Linked DNA regions of Homo sapiens: region 2 is linked to region 1. Evidence: chromatin contacts called from ENCODE Hi-C or POLR2A ChIA-PET data. All regions are on one chromosome and are shown on one strand. The core of a region is the stretch at or near the end of the contact, and the rest is flanking DNA. Distances in the headings are between cores, read along the strand shown. Region 1 holds the start of TRIM26 (tripartite motif containing 26). Region 2 holds the start of VPS52 (VPS52 subunit of GARP complex).

What was found. Hi-C counts contacts between places; a loop is a spot of excess contacts on that map. ChIA-PET counts read pairs that join two places held with the same protein, here RNA polymerase II (POLR2A). Pooled maps may share reads with other maps.
Region 2: a pooled map shows a loop between it and region 1 (9-fold over the local background). The contact joins the promoter of VPS52 here to the promoter of TRIM26 in region 1. A Hi-C loop is called at or near these places in 1 of 50 pooled maps. POLR2A ChIA-PET finds 5 or more read pairs at or near these places in 2 of 52 experiments (activated T-cell and naive thymus-derived CD8-positive, alpha-beta T cell).

What each region holds. Positions count from the first base shown.
Region 1 is chr6:30,210,404-30,216,057 of GRCh38, reverse strand. It overlaps TRIM26 (tripartite motif containing 26), which reads left to right and starts at 2,652. Exons shown (of 10, transcript NM_003449.5): 1 at 2,652-2,753. RefSeq lists a silencer at 1,792-1,974 and an enhancer at 1,433-2,321.
Region 2 is chr6:33,270,486-33,276,139 of GRCh38, reverse strand. VPS52 (VPS52 subunit of GARP complex) reads left to right here and starts at 4,264. Exons shown (of 20, transcript NM_022553.6): 1 at 4,264-4,554. The coding sequence starts at 4,465. RPS18 (ribosomal protein S18) reads right to left here and starts at 4,065. Exons shown (of 6, transcript NM_022551.3): 1 at 4,018-4,065; 2 at 3,414-3,512; 3 at 257-343; 4 at 74-175. The coding sequence starts at 4,020.

The DNA of each region.
Region 1 (5,654 bases), core at 1,403-3,902:
TCAATCAAGATGTAGTGTGGTGGGAGAGGGACTCAGTGCATGACTGATACCCAGCCAAGCAGGGCCAGGCAGCTTTAGAAATGCCCACACTGGGGAATTGAACAATGAGAACACATGGACACAAGAAGGGGAACATCACACACCAGGGGCTGTTGTGGGGTGGGGGGAGGGGGGAGGGATAGCTTTAGGAGAGATATACCTAATGCTAAATGATAACAAACCTGCACGTTGTGAACATGTACCCTAAAACTTAAAGTGTAATAATAATAAAATTTTTTTACAAAAAGAAAAAGAAATGCCCACACTGAGCTCATTTCATTTAACAAACATTTATTTACATGGAAGCCATGTGCATGGAAGACAGGTGTTGTCTCAACTCTCTTGGGGCGTACACTGAGGGGGAGGAAGATCGAAAATAAACACATTGACAAAGAAATGAACAAGGTGCTTTCAAATGGCAACAAATGCATGAAGAAAGGGAAACAGAATAATGCATGATGGGGAACTGGTTTCAACTGGGTGAGGGAGGAAGACCTTTCTGAGATGTAGACATGACTGACAAGAAGCGGGCAGCCATGCAAGGGGCTGGGGCAGGGAGTTTCAAGACCAGGTGTAAGGTGAAAGCACAGGGACCGAGGGAGAAGTGGCATGAGGGAGGTCAGAGAGTTAAGCAGAGCTGTCATGTCAGGAGCCCCAGCCCCTGCAAGAGTCTTCCATGCCCCTCTAAGTGTGCTGAGAGGATAGAGAATTTTAAGTGGGGTGGTGGATTTGTGGCTGGAGTCTGCCCAGAATGGTCTGTGAATAGGCCAAAGACCTCAGGACAGGGAGAAAACGCTTAGTGGCACAGCATTATTTTTTATTTTATTATTATTTTTTGAGACGGAGTCTCGCTCCGTCCCCAGGCTGGAGTGCAGTGGGGCGATCTCGGCTCACTGCAACCTCCGCCTCCCGGGTTCAAGCGATTCTCTTGCCTCAGCCTCCTGAGTAGCTGGGACTACAGGTGCGCGCCACCACGCCCGGCTAATTTTTGTATTTTTAGTAGAGACGGGGTTTCACCATGTTGGCCAGGATGGTCTCGATCTCTTGACCTCGTGATCCGCCCACCTCGGCCTCCCAAAGTGCTGAGATTACAGGCGTGAGCCACCGCGCTCGGCGGCAGAGCATTATTTAAGGAGCATGTTAAACACACTTTCTTCCCACACCACCAACTAAAAAAGCAGGTATCAAGAGGGTCTAGGTAGGTGCTGAGACCACCTCCAGAGCACAGGCCCGCCAGAGTTGTGCTCAGCAGGTGAGGTCTACACTCCTCTCAGCCCGGAGGGGCAGCGTGAGTTATACTGCTGGACAAAGGGGAAAAAGACAAAATGCTGGGCTGGGGTAGAAGGGAAGGACGCGGGTGTTAAATGTGGGCGTGGTTTCTTCTGAATGTCCCACCCACTCCACTATACATTGCTTAAATGCAGTGCAAATTTCCCTACCCCCAGCGGAGGAGGGGTGAAGATTCAGCAGGTTTTAGGGTCTAGGACCCTGAGCTCCTCCATTCATGAATACCCAAACAACTGTAGCCCACCCTCTCACCACTGCCTAGGCGGACGACCAGTGTCCCCAGCTAGATCTCTACCCTTAGGAGCAGGGCACTGGCTGACCCGGAGAACCTGCGCCGCCTCTTCTCAGCCTGCTGCCAGCCCAGTGCACGAGCTGAATGCCGCTGCCGCCTGGCTGGCCGGGAAAGACGGGGATCTTGACGCGGCGGCGCCTGGGACACGGCAACCGCAGCACAGGGCATGGCCCTGCGGCTGGACCGGACGCGGCGGCTGCAGGCAGAGCAGGAAGAGAGCGCAGGCTGGGCAGCGGCGTACGCTTCGGCGACGTCAGCTTCCGGGGCCGTGGACGGGGGCGCGCCCGAGCCTCCTGGAAACCTCCCCACCAAGGACCTGGGGAACCCAAGTCTCGGCCCGCTTTGTAGCCTCTGGTTTCTAAATTCAGCGTCGAGGAGCGAAAACAACCCCCCTGAACTGGGCCCAGACCCTTAAGCTCCTGGAACCTCAGTTTTTCCTTCCGTCGAATGGCGACAATGGCTGTCTGGTTGAACGTTATTTTACCTAGGAAGTAATAATTTTCGTAAATAGGTCTCTGAGAGTATTTGCTTGCTAAAATCCTGCTTTGTCCTGGAAGCAAATTTAGGCCACGTTAGGGGCGGGGACTTCGTATTTGATGTTGAGCACCTGGCGAGCGCCACCTTCGCCTCAAAGCGCCCTCGGACCCTGATCCAGCATAAGGCCAGAGTTGGGCAGTGAGGGGTCTCGAGAGGTGGAAAGGGGATTATTGCCCTCTCAAGAGTCCTACGTAGGTGACTCCTAAGCCTTAGCATTTACTCCCTTAGACCGTGTAACAGGCCACCCCAATTACGCGCCAAACTCAGGCTGCGGCTCTTGGCGCAGCCTCGGTCCCGCCTGATTTCAGTTTCCATTTCGCTGCCCCTGGTGCCCCACCGCCCGCGGCTGTCTGGGGATTTGCCCGGTGATCAGTGACGTAAAAGAGACTAAGGTTCCCATTGGATGGCGAAGTTCGGCAGGAGCCAATCCCGGGGCTGGTCCGGGAGAAATCTCGGCGAAGGGCCCCGAATAGCCGGGAGATTACGGGGCGGGGACGAGCTGTCGCGCTGGTTGCTCGTGCAGGAGCGGGACCCGGAACAGACCGCCGTGAGAGAGGAGGGGTGCCGGCCGGGATTCGCGGCCCGGAGCTCGGGACCGGTGAGTAGGGGGTGCACATGAGACATACAGCGAAGCAACAGTCTCGTACGCTCACCGGGTTTGGGGCGACCCAACGCAGCCGCCGGGCCCGGGTTCAAAACGGGGCCAGGCCCCCGGGCGGGCTCAGGAGGGGGTCAAGTTCGCTGCGTCCTCCCTGCCAGCCAGATCCCTCCTGTTTGCTTGTCCTTACATTCTCCCCCTCCTCTTGGGTCTTTCTCGCTTTCTGGTATCCTACTCAGACTCCCATCCATTCTAGTCTGCGGAACCAGAAGTAAGCGGGGCCTGGATGACCGTCCGGTTGCTTGGAGCCTGGTAGATAGGCGACTAATCCAGCTCCCTGACCAAAGTGTCATGCTTTCTTTCTCTTTCTTTTTTTTTTTTTTTTTTTTGTTCGGAGTAAACCGGTTTAGCCACAAATACTTGGAGCTGTGCTTTCACTCCTTCCAGCTCATTAGCATTTTTCTTACTGATTTTCTCCCTATTTGGCCTTAGAAAAAAAGTGTAAATTTAACTCTGTGGAGTAAATGGGAGGGACACACTTCCAAATCTCCAGTAGATTTCAAATTTTGACCCACGATTTGTGTGTACTTCAAAAGAGGGGAGAATGACATTCGTTTATGCATGCCTTAACCTCCTGTTTTTAACTCTTAGCTGAAATCATAATCCCTAACATGTTTTTCCCCAAGTTCAAAAAAATCACCTTTAAAAAAAATAGGCTTTTTATGTTTCAAAAATTGCAATTTTATTGTTTAAGTAGACTTTATTTCTTACAACACTTTTAGATTTACAGAAGAATTGAGAAGATAGTACAAACTTCCCACATGCTCCAAACCGGATCCCCTGTTATTAACATCTTACCTCAGTGTGGTACATTTGTTGCAGTTAACCAATATCAATACATTATTATTGACCAAAGTCCATAGTGTGTTCAGATTTCCTTAGTTTTTACCTCAGTACTTTTTCTGTTTCATGATCCCATGGAGGTTACCACATTACATTTAGTTGTCATGTCTCCTTATGCTCCTCTTGGCTGTGGGAGTTTCTCAGACTTGTTTTGATGACCTTGACAGCATTGAAGAATACTGGTCGTGTATGTTGTAGGATGCCCCTCTATTGGAATTTGATGTTTTTCTCCTAAGACTGGGCTTATGGGTAACTGGGAGGAAGACCACAGAGGTAGATTGCCATTATCATCCCATCGTATCAAGGGCATGTACTAACATGATTTATGACTTAATATTGATTTGGGTGAGATAGTGTTTTTCAGGTTTCTCCACTGTACAGTTAGTCTCTTTTCCACTCTTTGCGTGTATTGTCCTCTTTAGAAGGAAGTCACTAAGTGCAGCCCATACCTAGGGAGCCAAGAGTTATATTCCCCCTTCTTGAGGGCAAGTATCTACATATTATTGTTTGCAGTTATTCTGCATGGAAGATTTGTTTCTCTCTTCCCCCAATTTATTAATTTATTCAATCATTAATTTCAGTGTAGACTCAGGGACATTTATTTTATACTTTGGTTTATAATCCAATACTACTTAATTTTGTTGCTCAAATTACTGTGGCTTTGGCTGTTGGGAGCTCTTTTCACATTGGCTCCTGTGCTCTTTCATAGTATTTTTATAGAGCTTTTTGCTAATGAGACACTCGTACTTATGTGACCTTGCCTCAACCTCAAATAGCCTGGTAAACTTGGCAAAATATTTTCCCCTTGTTAAGAGGTAAGGAGACTGAAGGCCTAAGGCAGTGGGTGACTTCTTAGATATCACTTCCTGCAGGGGAGTAACAGGTTGGACTCAGATTGTGTGTGACCACCACAGAAGACACTGCAAACCCCCGAAGAGAGTCCATGGTCTGTATTGAGGCTTCTTGGAATGACTTCAGACTTGGACCCCCCCAGGATCAGAATAGAAAAGACACAGAGAATGGGAAATTGGTTTGAGAAGACAAAAACATAAATTGGCTGGCATCAGGATGAATTAGATTTTGCCAGCTTTATAGAAATGGAATTTTGTTCTTCCCCCCAAAATTGTGTGTGTGTGGAGGGAGGCCAAGAGATATCTAGGTAATGTGTGTGGGCAAGAATGTCTAATCTAAAGAGAGCCCTGGAAGCCTGCTGCTGAAGCAGAATTTTAATGTGGGAAAGGGGGGTGTGTAGTGAAAGGGGGAAGAATGGAGATGGCAGGGCTCTGGAATTAGAGGAGGTCATTCATTTCACAAACATTTGCAGACCCCCTACTTTGTGCCAGATATTGGAGATAAAAAGGTCAGTGAGGCATGACCTTTGGGTTCACATTCTGGTGGGAGAGAAGACAGATAAAAATATCAATTACAGCCACTTATCCATAGCTTAGTTTTCCGTGGTTTCCGTTACCCATGGTCAACCTCAGCCCAAAGACAGTAAACAGAAAATTCCAGAAGTAAACAATTCATAAGTTTTAGATGTGCATTGTTCTGAGTAGCATGATGAAATCTCTTGCCCTCCCACTGTTCCTTCATCACAAGAAGGGTAAGTACAGTACAAGATAGTTTGAGAGAGAGAGAGACCACATGCATATAACTTTTATTACGGTATATTGTTATTCTGTTGTGTTATTATTGTTAATCTATTTCTGTGCCTACTTTATAAACTTTATTACAAGTGTGTATGTGTAGGAGAAACAGGTTTCAGACATCCACTGGGGGTTTTGGAATGCATCTCCTGAGGATTGAGGGGACTCCTGTATGAATGTATCTTTAGCGGATGGGGGGTGCTACTGTATGAAGCACTGTGATAGTGCTATTGTAGAAATACAGTGTATGCAAAGCTGCAGGAGGAGGGATACATTCAACTCAGAGGTGGGATGGGTACAGGAAACACCTCACAGATAAGGGGACAAATTGTATTCAAGCCTTCAAGGATGC
Region 2 (5,654 bases), core at 3,015-5,514, 3.1 Mb before region 1:
CCTGACCTCCTATGCCCAATTCTGTTAGGACCCTCCACCCTTCCTCTAATCCTGCCCTCATTTCAGTACACACCTGGCTGTATTTTCCATCCTTTACATCCTTCTGTCTGTTCAAGAACCAGTCTGGGATCTTGTACTGGCGTGGATTCTGCATAATGGTGATCACACGTTCCACCTGGCAGGCAGACCAAGGTCAGATCTAGATGGACCCCTTTCTGAGGCTGACCCCACCCCCAGCCCCCTTCCTTGTCCTCACCTCATCCTCAGTGAGTTCTCCCGCCCTCTTGGTGAGGTCAATGTCTGCTTTCCTCAACACCACATGAGCATATCTTCGGCCCACACCCTGAATGAAGTGAGGGGTTTCGGAATTAGTGTTGAATCTGATTTTTAAATTCCTTTATAGCCTCATTCAAAAAGCTCACAAAGGTAGGATCTGCAATAATCTATTTTGCAATCCCCTAGGTCACCCTTTCCTCACCCACCTTTCCAGATATAAACCGTTCGACAGAAGGTTAACTTTGGGCCGGTCGCAGTGGCTCACGCCTGTAATCCCAGCACTTTGGGAGGCCCAAGTGGGCAGATGACATTGAGGGCAGGAGTTCAAAACCAGCCTGGCCAACATGGTGAAACCCTGTCTCTACTAAAAATACAAGAAAAGTTGCTGAGCATGGTGGCAGGTGCCTGTAATCCCAGCTACTTGGGAGGCTGCAGCAGAATAGCTTGAACCTAGGAGGTGGAGGTTGCAGCAAGCCAAGATCACGCAACCACACTCTAACCTGGGCGACAGTGAGACCCCGTCTCAAAAAAAGAAAAAAGTAACTTTGTTCAGGGGTATGACTGAATCATGAACACAGAATTTAGTATTACAGACAACCCTTTGAAAGCAGGCAGTATCTTTTTTTTCCCCCATTGCTCAGCATATGTAGTTGTCACTAAGTGCCTTCTGATTCTTGCATTTAGGAGAACAAGGGGCCTGCCACTCCAAGCTGATGCAGTAAACCAGGGTCTTATGAGTTACAGGCTTTGATTAAGGTATTGGGCTGTCAGTTCCTCAGAATCTCTAAGGGTCACAATTATTTAGGCAAATCACTGTATCCCCATAATCAAAGTATTCCAAGATCACAAACTCAATTTTGTCAGTGCCCAGAACTGACTGCCCAAGTTATTATAAAAAGAAACTAATGCTTACATTGGTAGCATCACATCAACACCAGCACTAGCACCCATGCCATCTGAACTCATGAACCAAAGTGATTTGGAGAGTGAAGGAGGAACTGAATACTGAGCCCTGCCCCTCATTTTGTCCAACTAGAACATCAGAATGTGGCCCTATTTGGAAATAAGGTCGTTACGGAAATAATTAGGTAAAATGACGTTATATTTGATTAGGGTGGGCTCTAGATCCAATGACAAATCATGAGAGAGACACGAAGAGGACCATGAGATGACAGCAACAGATTGGAGTAATGCAGCTACAAGCCAAGGAACACTAAGGATTACTGACAACCACCAGAAGACAGGAAGAGGCAAGGTAGGATTCTTAAGTGCCTCCAGCGCCAAGAGTAATTTTCTGCTTAGTTTATATGAACTTGTTACAGTAGGCTCCAGGAAACTAAAACAAATGGCAGTTCCTATCTGCAAGAAAGAGATCAAGGGTTGGCTTCACCGTGGCTCATGCCTATATGCCTGTAATCCCAGCACTTTAGGAGGCTGAGGCTGGAGGATCACTGAGCCCAGGAGTTCAAGACCAGCCTGGACAACACAGCAAGATCCAGATTAGCCAGATGTGGTGGTGCACACCTGTAGCCCCAACTACTTGGAAAGTTGAGGTAGGAGGATTGACTTGAGCCCTGGAGGTCGAGGCTGCAGTGAAGAGTGATTCCGCCACTCCAGCCTGGGCGACAGTCTCAAAAAATAAATGTGGCTGGGTGCAGTGGCTCACGCCTATAATCCCAGCACTTTGGGAGGCTGAGGTGGGTGGATCACCTGAGGTCAGAAGTTTAAGACCAGTTTGACCAACATGGTGAAACCCCATCTCTTCTAAAAATACAAAAATTAGCTGGGCGTGTGCCTGTAATCTCAGCTACTTGGGAGGCTGAGGTTGCAGTGAGATAAGATTGCACCATTGCACTCCGGCCTGGGTGACGGGGTGAGACTCTGTCTCGGGATAAATAAATAAACATGACCAAGGGTCAAATTATTAGGTTGATTCAGAAGAGAGCAGGGTCTTTCAAATTTATTAATTAAATGACGAGGTTTCACCATGTTGACCAGGCTGGTCTCGAACTCCTGACCTCAGGGGATCCGCCCACTTCAGCCTCCGAGTGAGCCACTGCACTAAGCCTCAAATTTAATTATATGTTTACAAGTGAAAAGATTTACTTCAAAATGGGTGTGGGAAGAGATATAGATGAAATAAGATTTCTAATTTTTAGTTAGATACATCCATGAAGGTTATTCTCTATTACACTTATGAATGCTGCACCTCTACTTAAGCCTCACAGCCGGTCTCTGAAATAAGTACAGTATTTCACACTGCCTTATTAGTTTCACAGAGCACCCAACAGAAGGAATTTCCCTCTACAAATTCCTCAACAGAGCCAACAGTATCCCTACTACTATCCATTCCCTAACGTCGCCTAAGTACCTACCATGCAACAGAAGCCAAGAAGACAGGCCTAGCCCTGCACGCATGGACACATACTGGTAGGCTATTTCCACAACTAACTACACATTCTGACTTAAGGGAAAAAAAAAGAACGTTATGTATCTAGAAAGCCAAGAATTCATTAGGTTTGTGGAGAGAAATACTCAAGTGAAATAATATTCTTGCATTCATTGATTCGATTCTTAAAAGCCAAAGAAAGATGGATGTACTCCTTCACACTTCGACAGGAAAGGAGTGTCAATTATGGCTCATCTGAGTAAATGTCCCACTCAGACTTCTTCCACCCTCCATCTACAGGCTTCTTCACACTTTTTATCTGTTGGTATTTCTACTTATCCCTCAAGATGCCCAATAATCCTCCAATTCTCAGGGAATATAAATTTCGCAGGAAGGGTTGCTGTTATGATGGTGGGATGGGTAAAGAAACCGAATCTAGAAGAAATCTCACAAGCTCGTGGTTCAGGAAAATCTTAGCGAATTCGGGTGAGCAACCATACCTCCTCCCCACTTCCCCAGGTGAAATGTTTTGGCTTGACCTTAGACCACTATCTTGGCTTTAATCACTTATTTTCTGTGGTAAATGCTAAAGGGGTCAGTCTCTCCCTAAACCACTTTCTTTTCTTAATCCAGCAGTCAAGGTGATCTGGATGAGACTCAAGTCTCCCCAGCCTTGCTTCATTTTTGCTTATGTCTTCACAACCCAATTCTCATTTACATTCCCTATTCCTTACCCTACTTCACTTACCTTAATGGCAGTGATGGCAAAGGCTATTTTCCGCCGCCCATCGATGTTGGTGTTGAGTACTCGCAAAATATGCTGGAACTTTTCAGGGATCACTAGAGACTAGTTGAAAAAGTACGGGGGAAGAAATCAGACACAGTAAACTATCAAACAGTAAGGCCGATAAGGCAAACGAACTTCATACAAAAAGGTTAAGCCTGTCACACAAGTGGCAAGACACCCGCCCCCCATTCCTTAGGTTTTCACACCACAGAGCAAACTCCTCAGTCCTGCAGAGTAGGCACATGAAGCGTTCAAGCTTGGGAAAATGCAACCTCTGGAGAGAGGAAGCAGGTCTCCTGCCCATTCCCAAAAGTGCGTGGCAAAAGCCAGAGTTCCCCATATACGCCCAAGCCTTAGACAGCTTTCGTGCGCCCGAGCAGTGACCCTTCCTCGGGCCCGCTCTCCGGAATTGGAAATCTTTGGTGTCCCTTTCCAGGGACGCGATCCAAGGCTCCATACAGAAAGTCGCAGGCCCTCAGGGCAGGACGTTTCCAGAACCCTGACAGCCGGCTTTCCTTGCCCGAGCTGCGATGCCGCTGGATCACGGCACGGATTCCAGTCTTACCATGGCTGCAGCACAAGCGGCGGCGTGTAGGCCTCCTGTGGAAGAGAGAGCGGAAGTGACGCGATATCATTATATAGCTTCCAGGAGGAAGAGGCGGTGCGATCTAGGAGAAGTGCTTCCGGAAACTGTTTCAGCGCGACCTGGCTGGATTTATGAGAGTATGGCTTGGGTACCACAACTTCCGGTGCGCCTTTCTTTACAGTTCGTAAGGTTCATAGGTAAGAGAACAGCGAAGGTTCCGGGGCTAGTTTGTGTTTCAGACTTCCATATTTCCATTTGCAGTTGGGTGAAGTGGTTAGAGCTGAAAGGGGACAGCTGGAGTCAAACAACTTAACTCAAATATCTGGGAACGATTTCGCGCTGAGGAAGACCCTTTGGGACTTGTAGCTCCACTCCGGGGAACGGACTCGCCGGGACTGACAGTTGCCGGAAGTGAGGCTGCGGGGAATGGCCGCCGCTGCGACCATGGCGGCTGCGGCCCGGGAACTGGTGTTGCGGGCTGGGACCTCAGATATGGAGGAGGAAGAGGGCCCGCTGGTGAGAGCGCGGAGCTGTTTCTCCTCCGTAGTTCCGGTGCTCCTAGCTTCAGAAAGACCTGAGCTGGGTTTAGGCACAAGGGTGGGAACTTGGCTGCTACCCGTGATATTACCTGTTTGGCTCCCCGTACCCTTCCCTGTGATCAGACCCGACCCTGAGCGGGACCCTAGTGGCTGAAACTCATGTTCTGGGGCACAAAATTTCAACTTCACTCCACATTTTGGGGTAGAGTCACGAAGTAGTATAGTGTAAAGGTTAAGAACATGGCCTCTGAAGCCAGACTGCCTGAGTTCTATCTCTGCCACTTACACGCTGTGTGCCCTTGGGCAAGTTAACCAGCTTCTCTGTGCCATCATTTCTCACACCTTTAAGGTGAGGAAGATAGAACCTATTGTATACATCGTCGTTAGGATTAGATGAATATGTGTAAGATTGCACCTGGCATGCAGGTAAACACTATGTGTTTTGACATTTCTAGAAAGCCTGGGGTTCCCCAGAGGTGTGATAGAACACCCAAGATGGCAGGAGTCTGAGGGTCTTAAATTTAAGTGCAAGTTCTGCTCTATCCTCTGCAATTCCTAGCTTTCCTCATTCGGTCATCTCCACTGCACTTTTTTTTTTTTTTTTTTTTTTTTGAGACGGAGTCTTGCTCTGTCGCCCAGGCTGGAGTGCAGTGGCGCGATCTTGGCTCACTGCAAGCTCCACCTTCCGGGTTCACGCCATTCTCCTGCCTCAACCTCCCAAGTAGCTGGGACTACAGGCGCCCGCCACCGCGCCCGGCTAATTTTTTGTATTTTTTAGTAGAGACGGGGTTTCACTGTGTTAGCCAGGATGGTCTCGATCTCCTGACCTCGTGATCTTCCCACCTCGGCCTCCCAAAGTGCTGGGATTACAGGCGTGAGCCACTGCGTCCGGCCTCCACTGCACTGTCTTGTCTTTTACCTTTTTTTGTTTTCTTTAGACGGGTTTCCCTGTGTTACCCAGGTTGACCTTGAACTCCTGATCTCCTCAAACAATCTTCCCGTCTCAGCTTCTAAGTAGTTGGGACTACAAGGAGCCCACCACCATGCTGGGCTACCTCCACTGTCTCACTGGATCGT